Regions from separate parts of the Homo sapiens genome. Here all the other regions are linked to region 1. A link is a contact called in ENCODE Hi-C or POLR2A ChIA-PET data. All regions are on one chromosome and are shown on one strand. Each heading gives the region's core, a stretch centred on a gene start or an enhancer-like site at or near the end of the contact. The rest is flanking DNA. Distances are from core to core; before and after follow the strand shown. Region 1 holds the start of LRP11 (LDL receptor related protein 11). Region 2 overlaps PCMT1 (protein-L-isoaspartate (D-aspartate) O-methyltransferase). Region 3 holds the start of ULBP2 (UL16 binding protein 2).

Region 1 (3,939 bases), core at 570-3,069:
AGATGCAGGAAAATCTTTGATGGTGCTGGAGGGATTTAGAAATGAATGCCCCTGAGAAATGCTGTCCTCTCCCCTGTCCACTTCCCTACCACGGAACATGTGAGCTAGGGCTCACTCTATACTGACTTCTCTTTCACGGTCCCAAAGGCAGGAGTGAGGTGGTCAAAGTCTCTGTGAAGGCACATAAAATCATGTATGTGAAAGTGTTTGGCAAACTTTGAAATCATGTACAATTCTTAGTTAATATTATATATTATCATGTTATTTTTAATATTAATAACTTATATAACAACTAGTCCTTGGAGGGTTTGATGATACCCTCAGTCAGCATTTTCATCACTAGTGAAAGTTTCTCCTCATAACAATCCTGCTCAAGCTCTCCAAGGTCTATGGCAAAAAATAAAAATAAAAAATAAAAAGCATTATGTTGCTTCAAGGTCATCTTACAATGACTGCAGTTGTGTGGGATGAGTATGCCATATGAGGAAGAATCTCCAGGCCGAAGTGGTACAGTCCAGACACAGCCTTTAGAGCTAAGAGGCCATTTCTTTTAGCCTCAAAAATCACTCAAATATACCCCTGCAAAAACTTTATAATTTCTCCCTTTGATGGAATGGCAAGTAACATTGAGCTTTTTTCTTTCTTTTCTATTGCTACCTTTTAATTTTACCTCCTACTCTGATCTGGATCTGCAAGCAATGGGTTCCTAAATGTCAACTCTGGAGATAATAAACACATAGCAGAGACTGATATTTTCCCACCAATTATTTATTCTTTCAATCCTAAAAAATACAGACACTTAACAGTGTTCTATTTACAATGTGCGCATCCAGGCAAAAATTTCCGGACAGGCTAAAAAGCAAGAAAATGCGATCCACAATCAGGAGAAAAATGAATCAACAGAAACTGATTCAGAAACAAACAAGATGCAGATGCTGCTCACAGAAGTCTAGAACGCCAAGGTGAAGCCCCCACTGGGTTGGACATTTTCTTATTCCTTATGTCATTTAAAGCACAACTCCCGAGATTTTACGTGATATAACCGCTAGAGGCCTCTCTGTCACAGGCTGTATTACTCCCAGGTCCCCATGTTGGCTGTGTTCAGATTTTTTGTTATATTTGTGGAAATCTGAGTGCATGTGACGACTGCTATTTATGGGTTTTGTTTTTATTTTTAAAGACAGGGTCTTGTTCTGTCCCCCAGGCTGGAGTACAGTGGTGTGATCACAGCTCATTGCAGTCTCGAACTCCTGGGTCCAAGCCATCCTCCCAACTCAGCCTCAGGACTTACAGGCGAGTACCACCTCACCAGGCTTGATTTTTGTGTTTTTAAACAGACTGAACATCTTTCAGTACTTCCCATCCCCACCCCTCCCGGCCCTGACTCCGCCACCCCAACCCCGCCCCACTTTGTACTACCCAAGCACATCTTGGGAACATGATGCGGAAAGTCAGGGACGCTGGAGGTGAAGGACTGATGACGCGCTACGGTGGTCCTAGGTGCGCGTGCCCCCTCTCTGGAGTAGTCCCGGGGGTCACGAGGATTTGAAGACAGGCCCTCCCTTCCCACTGCCCCCATTCCCCCGAATGCCAAGCCCCTGTGGGCAGGCGCCCTGGGCAGGTGTGGTTGGTTGCTAAAGCCTGCTGGGCCCAGACATGAACCCTGCCCTAGCTGGGCAGCGGCGCGGGAGCAAAGTTGTTCTGAGGCTGCCCTCCCCGGGGCCTGCTCTCCCAGCCCTGGAGGAGCCGGCGCGAGACGCGCGGGGGCGGGGCCGCGCGGGGGGGCGGGGCTCACCAAGGCTCCACCCCGCCGCGGCCACTGTTCGCACACACCTGGTGCTGATCAACGCCGAGGCCGACTCGTCGCCACCCAGCGCGCCGCAGGCCGGGGCGGAGAGGCGCAGGGCGCTGGGCAGTCTCCGGCGAGGGCAAGGAGCGGTGCCCGGCTGGGCCGGCTATGTCTCCCGCTACTGCGGTTCCCGCCGGCGCCCGCGACCTCGGGGGAGCAGCCGGGTTCGGGGGCGCCGCGCTGTGAGGCCGGGGCCTAGAGCCAGCCGCGGCCGCGCAGGAGGGGCCCAGGGCCCGCGCTCGCCCGCGTCCCCGCCTTCCTCCCGCGCTCAGCCCCGCCTCGGCTCGCTGCCCTTGGCTCTCGTCGCCATGGCCTCCGTCGCCCAGGAGAGCGCGGGCTCGCAGCGCCGGCTACCGCCGCGTCACGGGGCGCTGCGCGGGCTGCTACTGCTCTGCCTGTGGCTGCCAAGCGGCCGTGCGGCCTTGCCGCCCGCGGCGCCGCTGTCCGAACTGCACGCGCAGCTGTCGGGCGTGGAGCAGCTGCTGGAGGAGTTCCGCCGGCAACTGCAGCAGGAGCGGCCTCAGGAGGAGCTGGAGCTGGAGCTGCGCGCGGGCGGCGGCCCCCAGGAGGACTGCCCGGGCCCGGGCAGCGGCGGCTACAGCGCAATGCCTGACGCCATCATCCGCACCAAGGACTCCCTGGCGGCGGGTGCCAGCTTCCTGCGGGCGCCGGCGGCCGTGCGGGGCTGGCGGCAATGCGTGGCGGCCTGCTGCTCCGAGCCGCGCTGCTCCGTGGCCGTGGTGGAGCTGCCCCGGCGCCCCGCGCCCCCGGCAGCCGTGCTCGGCTGCTACCTCTTCAACTGCACGGCGCGCGGCCGCAACGTCTGCAAGTTCGCGCTGCACAGCGGCTACAGCAGCTACAGCCTCAGCCGCGCGCCGGACGGCGCCGCCCTGGCCACCGCGCGCGCCTCGCCCCGGCAGGGTAAGCGCGCGACTGAGGGGCCGGCCTTGGCCAGAGCGCTCGAGACCCGCAGCGCCCTCGCCAAGTTGGAAGCGAAACACACTCGTGCCAAGTTATTTTAGCCGCGGGCACCCAGAAGAGTTTCTGGCATGGGTTTCTCTGTCTTAGGGAAGAGGAAGCCCAGTAGTTTGGCAGAAGCGGGCGGGCGGGCGCGGTGACGTGCTACTGGAATTTTTCTAGGCTTGAAGAGAAAGGCTGATCTGAGAGGATTCGTGGAAATATGACTTAAAAGGGGAGAAATGCTGAGAGAAAAAAGTTTGTTTTAGTCTCATGGGTTGTATAAGGCATGGTTTGTGTTAAGTAATTGCAAGAGCAAAATCTAATTAGATGCCGGGCTTCTCGTAACACCCACTCCTTTTTCTTGACGTGGCTCTCCTGACTTTGCCTGCGGTGGCTTTCATCATACAAAAATGGGAGGAAAACTTCTGGTCCCTTTTATAAAAAGTGAAAAGAGGGGACTTGATTTTCGTTGAAAATAAGAAACTTTAAGGCCGGGCGTGGTGGCTTATGCCTGTAATCCCAGCACTTTGGGAGGCCGAGGAGGGCGGATCACCTGAGGTCAGGAGTTTGAGACCTGCCTGACCAATGTGATGAAACCCCATCTCTACTAAAAATACAAAAATTAGCCAGAGCTGGTGGCATGCGCCTGTAATCCCAGCTATTCGGGAGGCTGAGGCAGGAGAATCGCTTGAACCTAGGAGGCGGAGGTTGCAGTGAGCCGAGATCGCGCCATTGCACTCCAGCCTGGGCAACAAGAGCGAAACTCCATCTTAAAAAAAAAAAAAAAAAAAGGAAAAGAAAATAGGAAACTTTAAAGCGTGTTTCTTAAGGACTAAAAATGATGCTGATTCGACGGTTTGACTTTTTGTAGATGCTCTGAATGAGAGAATCAGGACACATACAGGAGGCACAAAAATGGTAGTGGTTGGACATGAATGTCACGGAGGGAATAAGAGACCTTGATTGTGCCCACGTGTGGTCAGGCTCCGTGTGTTTAATCATGCCCTGTTGCTGTTTGATTTATAATAGCACGAATGATATCAGCAAGATGGGGGCGGAGCTCAGCCCCTTTGGAAGTGTGGATTCTCCAAAACCTGTGGATCCATTGAAAGAGTCTGGAAATCTGTGTC
Region 2 (3,939 bases), core at 496-2,995, 100 kb after region 1:
TTTTTCTGTCATTGGTAATCTATGATATATATATCATAGATATATATATCATAGATATCATAGATATTTATATCATAGATATCATAGATATATATATCATAGATATCATAGATATTTATATCATAGATATCATAGATATATATATCATAGATATCATAGATATATATCATAGATATCATAGATATATATCATAGATATATATATCATATATATCATAGATATACATATCATAGATATATATATCATATATATCATAGATATACATATCATAGATATATATATCATAGATATACATATCATAGATATCATAGATATATCATATATATCATAGATATATATATCATATATATCATAGATATATATATCATATATATCATAGATATACATATCATAGATATATATATCATATATATCATAGATATATATATCATAGATATATATCATAGATATATATAACATATATATCATAGATATATATATCATAGATATATATCATAGATATATATATCATATATATCATAGATTATCATAGATATATATATCATAGGTATATATATCATAGGTATATATATATCATAGGTATATATATCATAGATATATATATATCATAGATATATATATCATAGATATATATATCATAGATATATATATATCATAGATATATATATATCATAGATATATATATCATATATATATCATAGATATATATATATCATAGATATATATATATCATAGATATATATATCATAGATATATATATCATAGATATATATATCATAGATATATATATATCATAGATATATATATCATAGATATATATATCATAGATATATATATATATCATAGATTACCAGCACTCTAAAATATTTCTAACAAACAGAAAAGTAATTTGATGTTTTACTTTGCATGTACAGGCTAATTAGGGGTAAATGTGCAATTACCATTAGGCTTTTCTGAAATAGAGAACAGCTTGAGAGCCACCCATACCCGATCTGCTTGCCGCCCTAGGGTCTAAAGACCCTCATTAAATGATTATAATAATGGCTAATGTTGGTCCAAATATGCAACTGATCCAAATGAAAACAGGATTCAAAAAGGAGACTACAATAGAATCCAAGCTATCAGCCAAATAATAAAAACCTTGAAAAAATTAGGGTCATGGTAAGAAAAATATGTTTCTTTTCCCAACTTGAAGCGTGGGTGAAAACGGGCACAGAGGATAAATCAAATTCCAGGAAAAAAAACAAAAACACTATACAAGAGTTATGATTTACATATAAGGAAAACTAAAATGTAGCAAGATTTAAAGCAACTGATGAAGCATTAAAAAACAAAGGAAAAACATTTGACAGTCTTCAATAGCAGAAAGGTCTGTAATATAGGAAACAAAGGGCAAGGAATAAACTCAATACACTACATCGTTCAGCAAAGTATGGATACAGTCATAAATATTAATGATGGCTACTGATTTTCAACTTTTGAAATCAACAATAAGGTGCAGAAGATTTATTTACTGCTCAAAACAAAATGTAAATGTTATCAACTTTGACAATGTAAAAGAACTGTCAATCAATTAGGAAATGAGAGCGGGAACTCCCTAATACCCTTTCTTACCAAGTAGATGGGTTAAGAGGTAGTGTCAGTTTATAAATTATGGAACAAGAAACAGAGGTTAAAGTCTATTACTTAAAGTTACAAAGGTAACCACAAAAGAGGAACCAAAAACTATGATATAACTATATGAAGGAAGGGGATAGGTTTGTATTGTGTAAATACTCATCCATCTTGGCAGGAGGTCAGCAGATGATGTCTAAAGTAGATAAAACATGAAACATCAGTTTAAGCATATGATTTAGAGATATGAAGATAATCACAAGAACCAAAAACAGTTAAAAGTGGTTCACTCTAAGCAATGAGTCTGGGAATGGCGAAGAATGTTGTTTTTCATTATAAGCTCATCTTATTCTGTATCTTTTAAATATGTACATATATTACTTGATTAAAAATTAATATTCTCAATTCTCCTATCATAGATAGTATGTATGTGTATATATATATGTACACACACACACACACACACACATCACCCTTACAATTAGCAAGATACAGCAAGGACTGCTTTACTTTCATAGTGATAAAATTTTATGTGTGTGTGTGTGTGTATTTCATGTTTTATCTACTTTAGACATCATCTGCTGACCTCCTGCCAAGATGGATGAGTATTTACACAACACAAACCTATCCCCTTCCTTCATATAGTTATATCAGTTTTATATATGTGTGTATACACACACACACACACACACACACACACTTTTTTACCTGCATCCTCTATAATCCAGTATATAGTGATAGAATTATTTGGGTGCATTCCCAATTAGTCTCCCTGTGATTATGTGAACTCTTACAATTAAGTTCTTGTCAATGGAACATACGTAGAAATTATGGATACAACTTCCAGAACATGCTCTTTTTGTTTTGTTTGTTTTTTGAGACGGAGTCTTGCTCTGTGCCAGGCTGGAGTGCAGTGGTACGATCTTGGCTCACTGCAACCTCCGACTCCCTGGTTCAAGCGATTGTCCTGCCTCAGCCTCCCAAGTAGCTGGGACTATAGGCATGCACCACCATGCCCAGCTATTTTTTGTATTTTTAGTAGAGACAGGGTTTCACAGTGTTAGCCAAGATGGTCTCGATCTCCTGACCTCGTGATCCGCCCACCTCGACCTCCCAAAGTGCTGGGATTACAGGCATGAGCCACTACACCTGGCCCAGATCATGCTCTTAAAAGGAATGGGTGTTTTCCTTTTTCTCCTGCTTACCTCCCCATTGGCTGGAAGAGGGAAATGGTGAAGGTAAACTATCTTTAACCTTGTAGATGAGGGAAAGAGCAGAGCAACAAGAGAGGAGTCTAGGTCTTCAGCACCATGGAACCACCATATTAGTCTTGAACTGTTTGGACTGCTATGGGAGAGAGAAACTTATTTTGTTTAAGGTATTGTGGTTTGGTCTTTTTTTATAGCAACTGAACAATGTACCCTCATGCACAAGGCATATGAAGAGGCAAATAAGACCAGCCTGCAGAACAGGATTGGAGTTGGAGCATGGGAGTAAGCTATATAAGACTCTAAAAAGGCCTGGAAAGGTAAGCAAAAGGTGTTTACACCTGATACAGTAAGCATTAAGAAGCCTAAGCAGCAAAGTGACATAACAGAAATCAGTACACTAGGAAAAAATCAGTATAATGTGTAGAATGGATTGGATCTGAAAGGAGGGAAAATGAAAAGTATGACAACCAATCAGACACCAGGTATGTTACTCGTAAGTTTCAACTACGAACCTGGGCTGGGATGGTATCAATGAAAATATGGTGAAAGGGATGGCTATGAAAGGCATTTGTAAGAACTGCTGAGTTAATCTGATGACAGTCTGAAAGAATCAGTGATTATTCTAAGATATATGATCTAAAATGCTGAAAACTCTGGCAGAAATAAAAAAATAAAGAGGGCCTGTGTTGGTATAAGCACTGAAAATACAGGTAAGAAAATAGGCCGGGCGCAGTGGCTCACGCCTGTAATCCCAGCACTTTGGGAGGCCGAGGTGGGTGGATCACCTGAGGTCAGGAGTTTGAGACCAGCCTGGCCAATATGGTGAAACCCCGTCTCTACTAAAAATACAAAAATTAGCCAGATGTGGTGGCAGGTGCCCGTAATCTCTGCTACTTGGGAGGCTGAAGCAGGAGAATCACTTGAACAAGGGAGGCGGAGGTTGCAGTGAGCTGAGATCCCGCCATTGCACTCCAGCCCGGGCAACAAGAACAAAACTCCATCTCAAAAAAAAGAAAGAAAGAAAGAAAGAAAATAAGCTGCAGATAGATTTCAAGTCATATAGAAACTTTCTAAGCTTGTTACAAGGTTACATCTAAATAAAAGAAATATTACC
Region 3 (3,939 bases), core at 997-3,496, 78 kb before region 1:
TTACAAGAAACAGAGATAAACCAAATCAGGAGGCTGAAAGTAGCCAGTCCATCAAGAACGAGGCTGCTTTGCCTAATTTGCAGAATGAAGCCACTTCTCAGACCCTGAACCCATGACTAGAAGAAGACACCAGTTTCTAGTGAGGAAGGACCCTTTAACCCTGCAGCCAGGACAGTGAGTCCTTGTGGCCTTCTCCAAAGATATTTATGGCCAGTAGAGTTTGCTGTGAAGGGCAATTTTGTAAACATGTAAAGGTGTGCAGGGAATATATTCTCCATTGTAACTACTCAACTCTGCTGTTGAAGTTCAAAAGCAGCCATAGACAATCCATGCATGATGAGCGAGGCTGGACCTACCTTAAGTGCCCAATGACCCAAGACCCCCTAAGACCCTAGAGGTACATGTGGTCACAATGTCTAATTGGAGAATCACAACAGAGATTCCATGTGAATATTCAGAGACAAGGCAATGCCACTCACAGCAAGGAAATCGCAACATTAAGCAGTGGCTCCTGTAGAGTACTGCACCTTGGCAGAGATGGGGCCTTTTGCCATGCATATAAAGAAGGCCCATGACAAGGCACCAGAATGGAATGAAGCTTAGGGATGCCTATTGCTGAAGGCCTCAGAGCTGCCCATTACTGGTGGGCTCCTCACCCTCTAGGTCATTAGGAAGTTAGGCCCAGCAGTGAGAAGACGCAGGTGGTTCTTCTGGGATGGGCAGGAGCAGGGCCACCGGGAACCAAGAAGCTGCACAAGCAGTTGGACCCGATCCCCAGGACACCACGTGGCTGCACCCCCTCACCCTCAGCTCACACCTGAGGCTTCAGGGAGGGTACCTGATGGTCCCCGTGGATGCCACTCAGCACAAAGGAGGGGAGAATAAGCCCCCAACTATGGGACCCCCACTCCCATCACATCCACACCACCCAGAAGCCACAGACAAGGTAGGACCACCTTCTACTCTCCAACTGACATCAGAGACATCACTTGGAGATGACACCATAGGGGATGGGGCACTATTCACTGGGACATTGTAATCCCCTGATCTGGGATCAGCAACCTAGGACAGGGTCCAAATCTGGTCCCCCCTATTTGAAGGTTGCCATTGCCTGCTGTTGCTCTACAAAGGGACAGGACTGGACACTGAGACGGAGAACCCACGGCCTGCAAAGATCACAGGGCATCCTTCCTCCCTTTCTAGAAAGAGTTTGCTGACCCCTGTCTACACAGTGACTATTCTCTATGACGCTGACACCCCCGTAGGAAGAACAGGCGGTCTGGGCCCCAAGGGCAGAAGTGGGTGCCTCTACTCACCAGAGTTCCCAGGGTCATCCTGGAGGAAATGGTGCTTCCCATCCCCCCTGCACAGGTTCTGAGGGGAGCTTGGGGTGTGTTTGCTGGGGTGTGTCCTCAGGCAAGAGGCAGAAGGTGCGACGTGGTGTAGGAGGTGGTGAGGTCCCCTTCATGGATGGGGAGACCTCTGGGGTGACCAGCTGGGCTGAGGTGGGCAGTAAGAGGACGTGACCTGGGTGGTGGCAGTGGATGGTGAGGGGAGGGGTGGCGGTTGTCTGCTGAGCCCCTGGGTGCAGGTGAGTGTCTACAGGAAAGTGCAGGGAAAAATTCAAGGGCACGCAGCCCTGGGGGCGCTGGAGGGTTTGTGTGGTGGAGAGCGGGTGAGAGCAGAGCAGGCCTGTGGCTGGTGGGGGTGTCTGTGATCGCGTCCCTGTGGAATCCCGCTTCACCCCTGTCCTGTCCCCAGCTCCGGTTCCGGGGGCTCTGGTTTTTCCTTCCCGAGGGCGGGTGGGACTGCCAGGCTGCACCAGGGATCCCCGCCCCACCTCGCTCTCTGCAGCCCTCCGGCCCCTCCACCCTCCTGCCAGCCTCCTTTCCACCCCGCTCCTTTTCGCCTCTTCCCGGGCAAGAAGCAGCCTCGGGGACTGCACCCAGCAGGAAGGAGCCGCCGACCGGAACTGAACGGGGGCGCAGTTAGGGGAGATCTCCCCCGTCCTTCTAGAAGCCTCCCCTCCTCTGAAACCCGCGGCAGTTCACAGCCCTCCAGGCTTGGTCCCCGCCCGGCTTAGGCTCCATCCACGAACTCACCGGCTCGCCCAGCCCGGGACCAGCCGGACAGCAGGAGCAGAAGCGGGAGGCACAGAAGGATCTTGGTAGCGGCGGCTGCTGCCATTAAGGACCCAGAGCGCTAGGGATGAGAGACTTGATGGAAGGAGAGCCTGGAAGATGAATCACCTCAAGGTTTTAAAGCCTCCCTATGTACGGGCGCGCCCCCCGTTTCCCGCTGTCATAGCGTCAAGCGGGTCATAGCGTCACGCGGCTAGAAATATGATTGGCTGCCCTGACGGTGTCCCTCCCCTTCCCGGGCGTCCCTCCCCTTTGTCCCAACCCCCTTCGGGTTGGTGTCTGGGTGTCCGCCCGGCTCCTGCCAAGACACGGTTCCTTCCACGACAGACTCATTTAATCATCACAACATTTTTTTATTGAAGGTGAAGAAACTTGCAGAGGAATATTCAGCGGCGGCGGCGTCTCCCTGTCCCCGCCTGGGTCCGCGACGCTCTCCCTCCCTCCGCCTGCGCCGCGAGGTCCCTGGCTTATCATGCTCTGGGCGCAGCCACGGGCCTGATCGCGTCCCCTCCACTACTGCGCCAGTTCCCAGTGGACGTGATTACAGTCCGGGCTAGGTTTTATTATTTATTTATTTATTTATTTATTTATTTAGAGACGGAGTTTCGCTCTTGTTGCCCAGGCTGGAGTGCAGTGGCGTGATCTCGGCTCACCGCAATCGCCGCTTCCCGGGTTCAAGGGATTCTCTGGCCTCAGCTTCCGGAGTAGCTGGGATTACAGACGCCCTCCACCACGCCCGGCGAATTGTTTGTATTTTTGGTAGAGATGGGGTTTCATCTTGTTGGCCAGGCTGGTCTCAAACTCATGACCTTAGGTGATCCACCCGTCTCGGCCTCCCAAAGTGCTGGGATTACAGGCGTTAGCCACCGCGCCTGGCCCGGGCTAGGTTTTATTACAGGAGCAGCAGGCAGGGTTCCAGAGGTTTAAAACAACATATTGTGCACTAAACAACTGGTCAAGATGGTAAATTTTATCTTCTATGTTTTTACCAAAATTAAACAGCTTTAAAAATATATATTAAAAAATTATGTCTTGTTCCTGCTCTGCCCAATGCAGATTGGCCAAAAGAGTCTACTTATTAAAATCGAGGACAACATGGAGGACCCCGTTCCTAAAATCTCAACCTGTGACACACTTGCTGATTTAGAAAGCTCCTCAGAGAGATGGGCCCTGAGCTCCCAGTTCAGCAGCCTCCCTCGCCCAGGTCCACGGATGGCACAGGGGGCTCAGCAGAGCAGGTTCAAGTGAAAGTTCCTGGTGGTTCCCCACTGTTAGTGCATTCTGCTGGCCTCTTCGCCCTGGGCAAAGGGCCAGCCACCCTTCAAAGCTAGGCACAAATGCCCGGTCCCATGCGTGTCCCTCATGTTCCCACAATACAGAACACCCTCCTGCTCGCTGAGACCTGGGTCCACAGTGAGTGCATCCAGATCTCCCTGTGTGACAACTGCTCACACAATTTAATTTGTGTGTGTAAGCATGTGTGACAGACTCTTACTCTGTCACCAGTCTGGAGTGCAGTGGCACGATCATAATTCACTGAATCCTCAACCTCCTGGGCTCAAGGCTTACTCCCTACTCAATATTGGAGAGTGTGGGGCAAGATAGTCTGAGCCACTAGCTGAGCCGTCCTCTTGTTACTGTTTCCTATGCCCTGGCAGATGCCTCAGTAGTATTCACTCCTGGATTTACCAAGCCCTGTGTTAGACTGGTCCAGGGGCTGAGTGGGTCTTGGCTGTGAGTGCAACTGGGGTGAGTTATTCTGCCAGGATTGGGAACTGTGTTACTCAGGAAACTTTTC

The links. Hi-C counts contacts between places; a loop is a spot of excess contacts on that map. ChIA-PET counts read pairs that join two places held with the same protein, here RNA polymerase II (POLR2A). Pooled maps may share reads with other maps.
Region 2: a loop to region 1 is called in a map of CD4-positive, alpha-beta T cell, with 1.9 times the contacts of the local background. The contact joins the enhancer-like site here to the promoter of LRP11 in region 1. A Hi-C loop is called at or near these places in 5 of 168 maps with a recorded cell type or tissue (CD4-positive, alpha-beta T cell, CD8-positive, alpha-beta T cell, ascending aorta and 2 more) and 13 of 50 pooled maps. POLR2A ChIA-PET finds 5 or more read pairs at or near these places in 3 of 52 experiments (WTC11, activated CD4-positive, alpha-beta T cell and activated T-cell).
Region 3: a loop to region 1 is called in a map of naive thymus-derived CD4-positive, alpha-beta T cell, with 2.6 times the contacts of the local background. The contact joins the promoter of ULBP2 here to the promoter of LRP11 in region 1. A Hi-C loop is called at or near these places in 1 of 168 maps with a recorded cell type or tissue (naive thymus-derived CD4-positive, alpha-beta T cell), 1 of 37 single-sample maps with no recorded cell type and 7 of 50 pooled maps.

Annotation. Positions count from the first base shown.
Region 1 is chr6:149,862,239-149,866,177 of GRCh38, reverse strand. It overlaps LRP11 (LDL receptor related protein 11), which reads left to right and starts at 1,819. Exons shown (of 7, transcript NM_032832.6): 1 at 1,819-2,770. The coding sequence starts at 2,158. It overlaps RAET1E-LRP11 (RAET1E-LRP11 readthrough), which reads left to right. Exons shown (of 15, transcript NR_182438.1): 8 at 834-962; 9 at 1,181-1,293. It overlaps RAET1E-AS1 (RAET1E antisense RNA 1), which reads right to left and starts at 2,680. Exons shown (of 2, transcript NR_045126.1): 1 at 1,796-2,680. RefSeq lists an enhancer at 1,508-2,008 and silencers at 1,665-2,114, 2,185-2,244, 2,385-2,494, 2,665-2,814.
Region 2 is chr6:149,759,402-149,763,340 of GRCh38, reverse strand. All of the region lies in intron 1 of PCMT1 (protein-L-isoaspartate (D-aspartate) O-methyltransferase), which reads right to left. Among named protein-coding and RNA genes, the nearest start is that of PCMT1, 12 kb to the right of the region's middle. Within about 2 kb of position 1,745, at least 3 of the 41 ENCODE cell types and tissues checked have a DNase peak (open chromatin) inside an H3K27ac peak, as active enhancers do.
Region 3 is chr6:149,940,321-149,944,259 of GRCh38, reverse strand. ULBP2 (UL16 binding protein 2) reads right to left here and starts at 2,246. Exons shown (of 5, transcript NM_025217.4): 1 at 2,103-2,246. The coding sequence starts at 2,187. RefSeq lists a silencer at 2,249-2,378.